2 separate regions of the Homo sapiens genome follow, and region 1 is linked to region 2. A link is an interaction called in ENCODE POLR2A ChIA-PET data of the cell type or tissue named here. Cell type or tissue: MCF 10A. All regions are shown on one strand. Links, peaks and the distances in the headings refer to the core of each region. The heading gives the core; the rest is flanking DNA. Region 1 has its middle 20 kb from the start of TFAP2C. Region 2 has its middle 140 kb from the start of TFAP2C.

Region 1 (5,372 bases), core at 70-5,069, 160 kb before region 2:
AGTCATTTGAGGACTCTATGCCCTTGTGGCCATCCTTCGGTCACCTGTCTGGAATTTTATTTTTTTTAGCCCCCGGGCTCTGCACCAAAGAGCTGGCTTTTTTTGTTGTTGTTCCAGCTATACCTAAAAGGGACCAGCCTCATTCATATAAAGATCTCAGATCTCTCAAAAGGCATCTACAAATTAAGAGTAATTCTGCTCAAAATTAAAGGAAAAACATTTTTTTGGCGGAGGAGGGAATTGTGTAGAGTTGAAGAAATCCAAGAGATTGTAAAGTTCTTGTGGAGGGTGGAGTCAGTGAGAGGAGGCAGAGAAACAAGGCGAAGGCCTTTGCGCTCCATCTGGTATCTGTGTCCAATAGATGGTTTCACCCACAGCATGGCAGAGTCCAGCAAGGATCCAAGAATATGCAGGAATCAGGGAAATGATGAAGACAGCACTTTAAATGGGAGGGATTTTTAAGTAAATGCTATTAGGCCAATCAACTGGAAGTCTATTCATTTGCAAACAGTAACATGAGGCTTCCTCCTCAAACCCCAAACACATATACACGCACATTCCACAGTTCCACACGGGCTCAAGACCCAAACCAAAAAAACAAATTCTATGAGAATGCTTGATACAAGACTAATAAAAAGAAGACTGGGCCAGGTGCGGTGGTGGCTCATGCCCATAATACCAACACCTTGGGAGGCCTAGGCAGGAGGATCACTTAAGGCCAGGAGTTTGAGACCAGCCTGGGCAGCACGGTGAGACCCCCGTCACTACAAAAAATACAAAAATTAGCTGGGTGTGCTCGCATGCTCCTGTGGTCCCAGCTACTCACCGGGCTGAGGTGGGAGGATCGCTTGAGCCCAGGAAATGGAGGCTGCAGTGAGCCCCGATTGAGTGATTGAACCTGGGTGACAGAGCATGACCCCGTCTCAAAAAAGAAAAAAAAAAAGAAACTACACTTTCAGGGATAATTTCTATAGTTGGTTACTAGAGAAGTTTCTTTAAATATGTAGAGCACCATTTAAACAGAATAATAAAAAGGCTGTGAGCAGTGGCTCATGCCTGTAATCCCAGCACTTTGGGAGGCCGAGGTGGGCAAATCGCTTGAGGCCAGGAGTTCGAGACCAGCCTGGCCAACATGGCAAAACCCCATCTCTATGAAAAATCCAAAAATTAAGCCGGGTGTGGTAGCTCATGCCTGTAATCTCAGCACTTTGGGAGGCCAAGGCAGACAGATCACCTGAGGTTGGGAGTTCAAGACCAGCCTGGCCAAAATGGTGAAACCTCGTCTCTACTAAAAATACAAAAATTAGCCAGGTGTGGTGGTGCATGTCTGTAATCACAGCTACTCAGGAGGCTGAGGCAGGAGAATTGCTTGAACCTGGGACGCGGAGGTTGCAGTGAGCTGAGATTGTGCCACTGCACTCCAGCCTGGGTGACAGAGCAAGACTCTGTCTCAAAAAAAAAAAAAAAAAAAAAGAGAAAGAAAAATACAAAAATTAGCCGGACTTGGTGGTCCACACCTGTAATCTCAGCTGCTCGGAGGCTGAAGCGGGAGAATCACTTGGACCAGACCCTGGAGACAGAGGTTGCAGCGAGCAGAGATTGCATCACTGCACTCTAGCCTGGGCAACAGAGTGAGACTCCATTTTAAAATAATAAGAAGAAGAAGAAGAAGAAAAAGAGAAAGAACACTAAAAAGATAGTGCAATGGTAACATGAGCAAAGAGCTTAAACAGGTAGTTCACTGAAGAAGGAATACAAGTAAATACAGTAAATACCAGAAGAGTTGTCATCACCATACCATTTCTACCATCAGGGCGCACAGATACTAAAATGACAAACAAACAGAAAATGAGACATAGCTGGAGATACCGTCGAAGAAGGGCCAAGAATGTTGCTTGGCAAATTCATGTAAAAGAGCAGTAAGATCTTCTTTAAAAAAGCTGTGTGCAGAAATATGTACTTAAATACAGTATATAGAAAAAGGACTCAATGGCTACAGACTTCTTAATCCTGGTTATTTCTGTGGAGAAGCTAGGGAGTTCCTACTTGTTATAGTGTACCAAGTGGAACATCCATTGCAGGTGAACTTACCAGGACACAGGCTCTCTTCTTCGCTGTCGGCAGGGGTCTAATTCAATTGATGGGAGCATTTGAGAACCTAAATGTAGCATTAGCTAAAAACTCTTGGACACTACACCCTCCCTTCTTGCATTTACCCTATAGCATGTACCTGTATGATTCTGTAAGTCCTATAGATACTATGGGGGATGGATCCATTACATTCTGTAGCATTGAACTTCCCAAATGCTCACAGCCCTTAGGTCCTAAACAGCCTGTGGGGTGGCTTTTGCTTGGGCCACAGGCTATATTAAAATATATTGCAATCAAGCAGGGGAATAGTTTAATCTTAAAGCAAGTGGTTTAGCACCTGGTGTGAGAATCTCGCTTGAGCCGCCTGCCTGGCCCTAAAGGGGACATCTCTAAACATCTGCCTCTGGGGTTCTGAAGTGTGCAGTGGGGAGTCACCTTCACAGAGAGGACTTGCTGTGACCTGTAAGACACCATGCCTCTTCTCTTTCCTTCCGAGTGCTGCCTGACAGTGTCCTAAGTATTTGTTTGTGGTGGTTTATCCTCCCCAATCATGGTAAGCTTTGTGAGATCAGGGGCTTTGTTGCTTTTGTTCCCCGGGGTCCCCAAGCCAGGCCTGGCATCTGGGAGGTGCTCAGAGTGTATCTGTTACAGGAACAAGAAAGTCTTATCCACCGCCCATGCAGCTTAAGTAAAGCATTGTATTTACTAAACACTCGCTGTGGTCCAAATGCTTTGTTGAGCAAGGTAGATAAGAGGATGGATGTTTGTGGACTGAAAGAACCAGCTCCTGACCCCACCCTTAGTGCTCCAATTCTGGCTGAGCTCTGGGTGCCCCAGGGCCTTGCTATCCCTTCCCCTCCCCCTGCTTCCTCTAAGAATCTTCTCCATCCTTCAAGACCCTCAGGATTGCTGCGAAGCTCTCTCACCCCTGGACTGGACCAGACCACCCGTAGCCTCCCATAGCACCCTCCTGTATCACCTCTGTAAATGCTGGGCTGGTTATGGAACTGTCCACCAAGTGCGAAGGTTTATCTCCCACTGCTGATGGGAAGCCCCCTGAAGATGGGGATTTTTGGCCTCTTTTTTTTTTTTTTCTTTGAGACAGGGTCTCGCTGTCGCCCAGGCTGGGGTGCAGCTGCACAATCATGGCTCACCACAGCCTTGACCTCTCAGGCTCAAGTAATTCTCCCACCTCGGCCTCCTGGGTAGCTGGGAGCACAGGCGCGTGCCACCATGCCTAGCTAATGTTTCTATTATTTGTAAAGACTGAGTCTTCTTATGTTGCCCAGGCTGCTCTGGAACTCCTGGGCTCAAGCGATCCTCCCTCCTCAGCCTCCCAAATTGTTGGGATTACAGGCGTGAGCCATCACGCTAGCCAGATTTTGGCCTCTTTGGTTGAGTGTCAGCTCCCCAGCACAGGGCCTGGGAATCTGTGGAATGAATGCACGAGTAGTACCAGACTGACAACTGGGGCAGAGGTGGGGAATCCCAGCATGGAGGGACCTGGGCAGACCTGGGTGGCCAGTCTGAAAGGTGATGCATGTGATTCAACACCTGGCCCGAGAGGGGACCACTTAGGCCTTCCCGGGTGCTCATGCCACAGACACATGCAGACCCTGGGCACAGCCTGAATGAGGCCTTTGTTAGGATGAAGGGTTTGGCTTTCCAAGCCCCCCAAGCGCTCTGCAGACATTACTTTTCACTTATCTCTCCCCCATATCCCAAGAGGTTGAGACTATCATTTTCATTTTTTTTTTTTTTTTTTTTTTGAGACAGAGTCTTGCTCTGTCACCCAGGCTGAAGTGCAGTGGCTCGATTTCGGCTCACTGCAACCTCCGCCTCTTGGGTTCAAGCGATTCTCCTGCCTCAGCCTCCCAAGTAGTTGGAATTGCAGGCGGGTGTCACCCTGTCCCGCTAATTTTTGTTATTTTTTTTTTAGTAGAGATGGGGTTTCACCATGTTGGCCAGGCTGGTCTTGAACTCTTGGCCTCAAGTGATCCACCCACCTCAGCCTCCCAAAGTGCTGGGATTACAGGTATGAGCCACCACGCCCGGCTATCATTTTTATTTTAAAAGTGTGGAAACTGAGGCACGGAGAGGTTAGGTCGCTTCCAGTGAGGGATGAAGGTGGGTTGAACCTGGAGCCCTGGGACCCCAGGTCAGTGCAGCCTCACATGGAGCCAGCTGCCTCGGTCCTGGTTGCACTTGAGGCCTTGCTGGCTCTGACACTGACAAAGTTTGAAAGTTCCCTCCTAACCTCCCTGAGCCTCAGTTTCTTCGTCTGTAAATAGAAATATGCAAAGGACCCATTTCACAGGGCATCGTGAAGCTCAGATGACCTCGTGCACAGGGCCCAGGTCAGGTGGGGTTCCTGCTGTGCGGGGCTGGCCATTCGCATCCCTGACCTCCTGGCGGTGCCTGTTCCATGCCCAGCGAGCCCCAGAGGAACAAATCTTTCACTAATGCTCATTACGGGTTAAGCTGAACCCCACCTTTCACATGCAAGAGGCCTTCCCTTTCCTGTGGGAGGCAGGAGGGCATCCTGATTAGCACCAAGCTCTGGACCCAAGGTTTGAGGTTTGGCTCTGGGGCCTTGGACAGTCTTCCAACTTCCCTGTGGGTGAAATAGTCAAAACCCATGTTTCCATCTCAGGGATGTGAGGAGGATCTTATCTAGATCAATGCCCAGAAATCATAATGCACTGTGCCTGGCACAGAGTCGGTGCCCAGGCAGGGTCTCAGCCTCATTATCGATGCCACTCAGCCCTCCTGCCCTCCTCTGTGGCCTGGCTTAAAGTCTTCCTGGTGGAATTAGGCGCCCAAGCTCAGAAGTTTCACCTGTTCCACCAAGGACTCCAGAGATCTTCATAGGGATCCCCCAAGTCTTCGCTTGGACATTATGATGTTTCACCTTAGGTGTCAAGATGAAGGCACACGTGGTGCCCAGACATTAGTCAAACATTATTCTGGTCCAGGCATGGTGGCTCACACCTATAAACCCAACACTTAATCTGTGCATTTTATTTTATTTTATTTTATTTTATTTATTTTATTGTTTGAGATGGAGTCTTGCTCTGTCACCCAGGCTGGAGTGCAATGGTGCGATCTTGACTCACTGCAACCTCCGCCTCCCAGGTTCAAGTGATTCTCCTGCCTCGGCCTCCTGAGTAGCTGGGATTACAAGCGCCCACCACCATGGCTGGCTAATTTTTCTATTTTAAGTAGAGACAGAGTTTCACCATGTTGGCCAGGCTGGTCTTAAAATCCTGGCCTCAAGTGAT
Region 2 (5,372 bases), core at 222-5,221:
TTCAGACCTACACGTTGAAGTGCCTATAGACCAGGGGAAGCCCGTTCCGACGTGGACAAAACTTCTTGAGTTTATCCTACCGCAGTGACAGGAGGGTGTTTGTGCATCATGAAACAGGAAGGAGATTGTGGGTAAGAGAGAAAGGGCCACTCCTACTGTCTGGTATGAGATTAATTCCAAGGTAACCACTCACCCTTTAGTAAGAGTGAGAGGAACAACTCTATTGAAAAAGGAGTTTTCCCCACTCTCTACCGTTTCACCCCCAATGCCAACCCCATGAGTCTTCCCTGTCTCCTGAGGTGAGAAAGAGCAGCTGAGAGCCGCACACACTATTTTTAGAAAGAAAACCATACAGAGGGTGCTGTGTTGGAGAAACGCTTTGGGTGCATGAGGTTGGGGAGAAGGACCTGAGAATGTGGGGAAGGGGCGGGGCAGGAAAGTGACTGAGGATAGGACAGTTCTATGCCTCTGTTTGGGAGCTGGGGGCCTCTGAGGGGTCCCCCCTCCATCAGCATCTTGACCCCAGGTTCTGGAGAGTGCCAAGGCTTTGGGCACCAGATGGAAGTTGCTGATGGTTCTGACGAAAGCCAATGGTTTCTTTGCAAAGAGAACTTTTCTTCATAAAAATAGAATTTGCTGGTTTTACTAGTTAGAAAAGACAAACATGGGTGGACAGAGGGGAGGGTTGAGCCTTTCCATTGTGAGCTAACATAAATGGAAACCTATGCTTTTAGCACCTCCAACAATGATGCTGAGAAGAAAAATAGGGAAGAAGGAAGGAAAAGGGGAGGGAGAGAGGGAGGGAAGGGGGGAGGGAAGGGGGGAGGGAAGGGGGAGGAAGACAAAGAAAGGAGGAGTAGAAAAGACCAAAACATAGGCTGGGCGTGGTGGCTCACGCCTGTAATCCCAGCACTTTGGGAGGCCGAGGCGGGTAGATCACGAAGTCAGGAGATCGAGGCCATCCTGGCTAACACGGTGAAACCCTGTCTCTACTAAGAATATAAAAAAAATTAGCCGGGCATGGTGGTGGGCGCCTGTAGTCCCAGCTACTTGGGAGGCTGAGGCAGGAGAATGGTGTGAACCTAGGAGGCGGAGCTTGCAGTGAGCCGAGATCTCGCCACTGCACTCCAGCTTGAGAACAGAGAGAGACTCCGTATCAAAAGAAAAAAGAAAAAAAAAAGACCAAAAGATAAAGAAACAATGATCATTTTATTTATTATGATTATGATTATAAGACAGGGTCTTGTTCTGTTGCCTAGGCTGGGGTGCAGTGTTGTGATCATTGCTCACTGCAACCTCCATCTCATAGGCTCAAGCAATCTTCCTACTTCAGCGTCCTGAGTAGCTGAGACTACCGATGCACAAACCATGCCCAGATAATTTTTTACTTTTTTGTAGAGACAGGGTCTTACCATGTTGCCCAGGCTAGCCTTGAACGCCTGGCCTCAAGCAATCCTCCCACCTCAGCCTTCCAAAGTGCTGGGATTACAGGAGTGAGCCACCAGGCCCGGCCTGCGCCCAATTATTAACATGATCTTCTGTGCAAGGAAAAAAAAAAAAAGCCATCAAGTTTTTTTAACTCTTGAATATCAAACTTCTTCAAGTATCGTAATAAAAGTAAATAATAATAATAATTAAAAGAAAAACAATGAAAGAGAAAAGGGAAGGAAGAGAAAAGAACAGTGTGTCTGAGCATCACTGGAAGGAGATGCCGTGGATGCGGAATCCCTTCCAGGCCACGGAAAGCAGCAGGCTGAGCAGCTCAGGTCGGGGAGCGCATGCAAAGGCCCAGGGGTGGCAGAGAATGTGGTGTGTTTAAGGAACAGAGAGAAGCATGGCTCAGCCTGGTGGGTGGGGGAGAGTGGGACCAGACGGGCTTGGAATGGGCTGGATCTGGGACCAGGCAGGAAGATGAGGCAGGCAAAGTAGAGAATGGCAGACCCAGAGCGCGTCTGCCTCCTGGAGGCTGGCGGCTGCTCCTCAGCATGAACCAGTGCAGCTACGGGGCGTGTGGGCTCCGCGTGGTCAGATTTTCTACTTCATGACTGGGGCGGGGTGGGTGGGGGGCGGTGGTGGTGGAATCCCAATTGCTGCATGAAGTCTCATGTCTTTTAGACGCTGGCTTCACGTAGAAAGATGAAGATAGACTTTGCAGACTGAACGGGGACTGTGGGCTAGAATCAACTCAGGGGACATCAGTTGCAATGCTGAGACTTGCTCCAGGCCTCTGATCGAAGTGGACCACGGACTTGGTCATTATGGGATGGTTCTGGAGCTCACCAATGATCATCTTTCCGTCCATCCCCACCAGAGCTGGGCCAAGTCTTAGGAACAATCCTTTGCTTCTTGGTTTGTGAAGCTGGCCCAGGGACTTAATCCAAACAAGGGCACAGCCAGAAGGAAAAGGGCGTGTCTTCCTGAAAAAGACTTGAATAAAGGGATCCTATTCAAGGCCGGAAAAGGCCAGTGTTGAAGCGCGTGGCAGCCTGTCCAGGCAGGTCTGAGTGCGCAGTGACCTCTTACAGGAGGGGGCTGTGCTGCTTGAAAGTTCACCGCTCCTGCCCAGGAAGGAATCTCTTCAAGCAAAACCTGACACATTTGGTTGCAGTCTCTGCTTGGATGCTGCACAAATTGGTTACCCTTCCTTCGGGTATTATGAGAAGGGCCCTCCTGGGTACATCTGGTTCATCCCCTGCCTCCAGCATGGAGAGCTGAAACTCGGTCCAGAAGAAGAGGCTGCAACAGATGTATTGAAAAGCGTGCTCATTCATTTTCACTTAAGAAATGATTGATGTCTGACTGAGCTGCAGAAAGAATGGGAGGATTAGGCAAGACTTTTTGTTGTAAGGCTCAGGAAGTACACTCAAACTGGGTTGAACAAACAAAATAAGAACGGATTGGCTCATGTCACTGGAAAGTCAGTCCATGGGTACTAAAGTCCCTTGACTCTGATTTTTATGAAGACAGCTTCCTTCCCAGTCACCCGCAACTCTACACTCAGTTTCTAGCCAAGTAAACTCAGCAGACAGAGTATCCAGCCAAAAATCCCAGGGCTGACTCTTAGTGGTCCAGCTTGGTCATGTGCCCATTGGTGAACCAATCACTGTGACTCTGACTGTTTTGCCCTAATTCAAGATTCTGCCCCAAGCCAGGGGAGAGGGTCAAACCCTGTAGGACCACATGGACCAAAAGTAAGGGACGAATGGTTTCTCCAGAGCAAGTCAAACACCATTATTAGAAGCAGCAGGAATGGCTGTTGTCATGGCCACACAACTGGTAAAAAGCAGATTCCCTTGCTGTTGTTGTTTTTGAGGCAGGGTCTTGCTCTGTCTCCCAGGCTGGAGTGCAGTGGTGCAATCTCAGCTCACTGCAATCCACCTCACGGGTTCAAGTGATTCTTGTGCCTCAGCCTCCCAAGTAGCTGGGATTAGAGGCATGTGCCACCACGCCCGGCTAATTTTTTTTTTTTTTTTTTTTTTTTTTTTGGTAGAGACAGAGTTTCACCATGTTGGCCAGGCTGCGTATCCTGGTTTTGAGCCTAGGTCTGAATGAGAATAGACTCATGTTTTTAATTTGGGAGTTCGAGAATGGGTGGATCTAGGGATTTAAACAACATCCACGTGACCTGGCCTGCCTTTCTCTCTCTCTCTCCCCTGCCTCCCCATTACTCCTCTCTGCTTTCTACTGGTTGGTTACTTCCTCAGGCACTTTTTTTCCCCCTCTGTGGCAGCCACGAGCAGTTCAGGATTTATGACTACCAGTTTAGCAACCTCAGTGGAAAGAAATTTGTCGTTTCCAAAATAGCAAAAAAACAACAAAACAAAACAAAAAATAACCCAGGGCTGATTCTCATTGGGCTGACTTTGGCCACATGTCCATCCCTGAACCAATCACTGTGACCTGTGGTGGAATACACTGACTGGCTGTGCTTATGCCATGTGCCAGCCCTGGAGCAGGGACTTAATTCCTACCCGAATAGATGCACAGGAGGATGAGGATGGAGTGGCTTCCCTAAGGCAGATTGAGATGCTGTTCCGAGAGGAGGGAGATGCAGACCATCTGAAATTACAGACATCCTCTTTGGAGAGGGGTGAGCACGCACTGGTGGGGCCCCAGCCCTTCAGAGCACTGGAACGCCATGCTTGGCAGCCGGGCTTGGTTGGCAGAGCTGCAGCTCGGGAGTCAGGACCTTAGACTGTCAACCACAGAGATTTATCCAGTGCCTGTTACGGGCCTTATGCAGGAAATTCCGTAACCCCAAAGTCTTCTGGATGTTTAATTTGGCAGAACTGGAGTTTCCAGGAGCAAGTGTGTTTGACAGAGAATGGGGACCGTCCCTCAGGAGACACTGGTACCCGGCATGGCAGGAAAAGAGTTTTACAGCTCTGCTGTGTTTCATAAGGTTTAAGAAGAGTAACGCATTAGCCGGGTGTGGTGGAGTACGCCTGTAGTCCCAGCTACTCGGGAGGCAGAAGAATTGCTTGAACCCAGGAGGCGGAGGTGTAGTGAGCTGAGATTGTGCCACTGCATTCCAGTCTGGGTGACAGAGCGAGACTCCGTCTCAAAAACAAACAAAAAACAACAACAACAACAACAAAAAAGAGTATTTCTTGCTGGGTGCAGTGGCTCACGCTTATAGTCCCAGCACTTTGGGAGGCCGAGGCAGGTGGATCACTTGAGGTCGGGAGTTGGAGACCAGCCTGGCTGACATGGTGAAACCTCGTCTCTACTAAAAATACAAAAATTAGCTGGGCGTGGTGGTGGGCACCTGTAAGCTACTCAGGAGGCTGAGGTAGGAGAATCACTTAAACCTGGGAGGTGGAGGTGGCAGTGAGCCGAGATCGCACCACAGCACTCCAGCCTGGGTGATAGAATGAGACTCCATCTCAAAAAAAAAAAAAAAGAAAAAGAAAACAAAAGTAATACTTTCTATTTGCACATCACTTGGTGTTTTTAAAAGCTGTTGAAATTTGGGAACTCAGAGGAGCCTCATAACAGTCTGTGGGTACCAGAGCCTGGAAGATCAGCCCCATTTACAGAGGGGGACACTGAGAGGGTATGTGATGAGGTGCAGGTTATTGGGAGACCTAGGCTGGGAACCTGCTCACCTGCCCCTTAGCGGCACCCACTTTTCCTATCTAACCTCAGCATGAGCCCTGGACGCAGAGAGCCTGAGTGAACTGCCAGTGCAAGCTCCTCCTTAGCTGTGTGATATTGGGCTCTCTGCCTTGGTTGCCTATTCTGTGAAATGAGTCAACGGGGGCACCTACATAGTGGGATTGTGGTAGAGGTTAAATGAGTTATTATGTGGAAAACCTTAGTTTCATGCTTGGAATATGGCAAATACCATTAATCTTAATAATGCATCAGGT

Evidence for each region. Peaks named below come from ENCODE experiments on the same cell type or tissue, not always from the same donor. Only the 100,000 strongest peaks of a DNase experiment are listed, where the experiment ranks them.
Region 1: POLR2A ChIA-PET joins it to region 2 with 5 read pairs; 4 of 35 experiments call an interaction of 5 or more read pairs at or near these places.

What each region holds. Positions count from the first base shown.
Region 1 is chr20:56,606,734-56,612,105 of GRCh38, forward strand. No RefSeq gene overlaps it. Among named protein-coding and RNA genes, the nearest start is that of TFAP2C, 20 kb to the right of the region's middle. RefSeq lists an enhancer at 1-741. In MCF 10A, for the core only: no CTCF peak of the experiment used is centred there; no DNase peak of the experiment used is centred there.
Region 2 is chr20:56,762,908-56,768,279 of GRCh38, forward strand. No RefSeq gene overlaps it. Among named protein-coding and RNA genes, the nearest start is that of TFAP2C, 140 kb to the left of the region's middle. In MCF 10A, for the core only: no CTCF peak of the experiment used is centred there; DNase peaks (open chromatin) are centred at 2,464 and 2,874.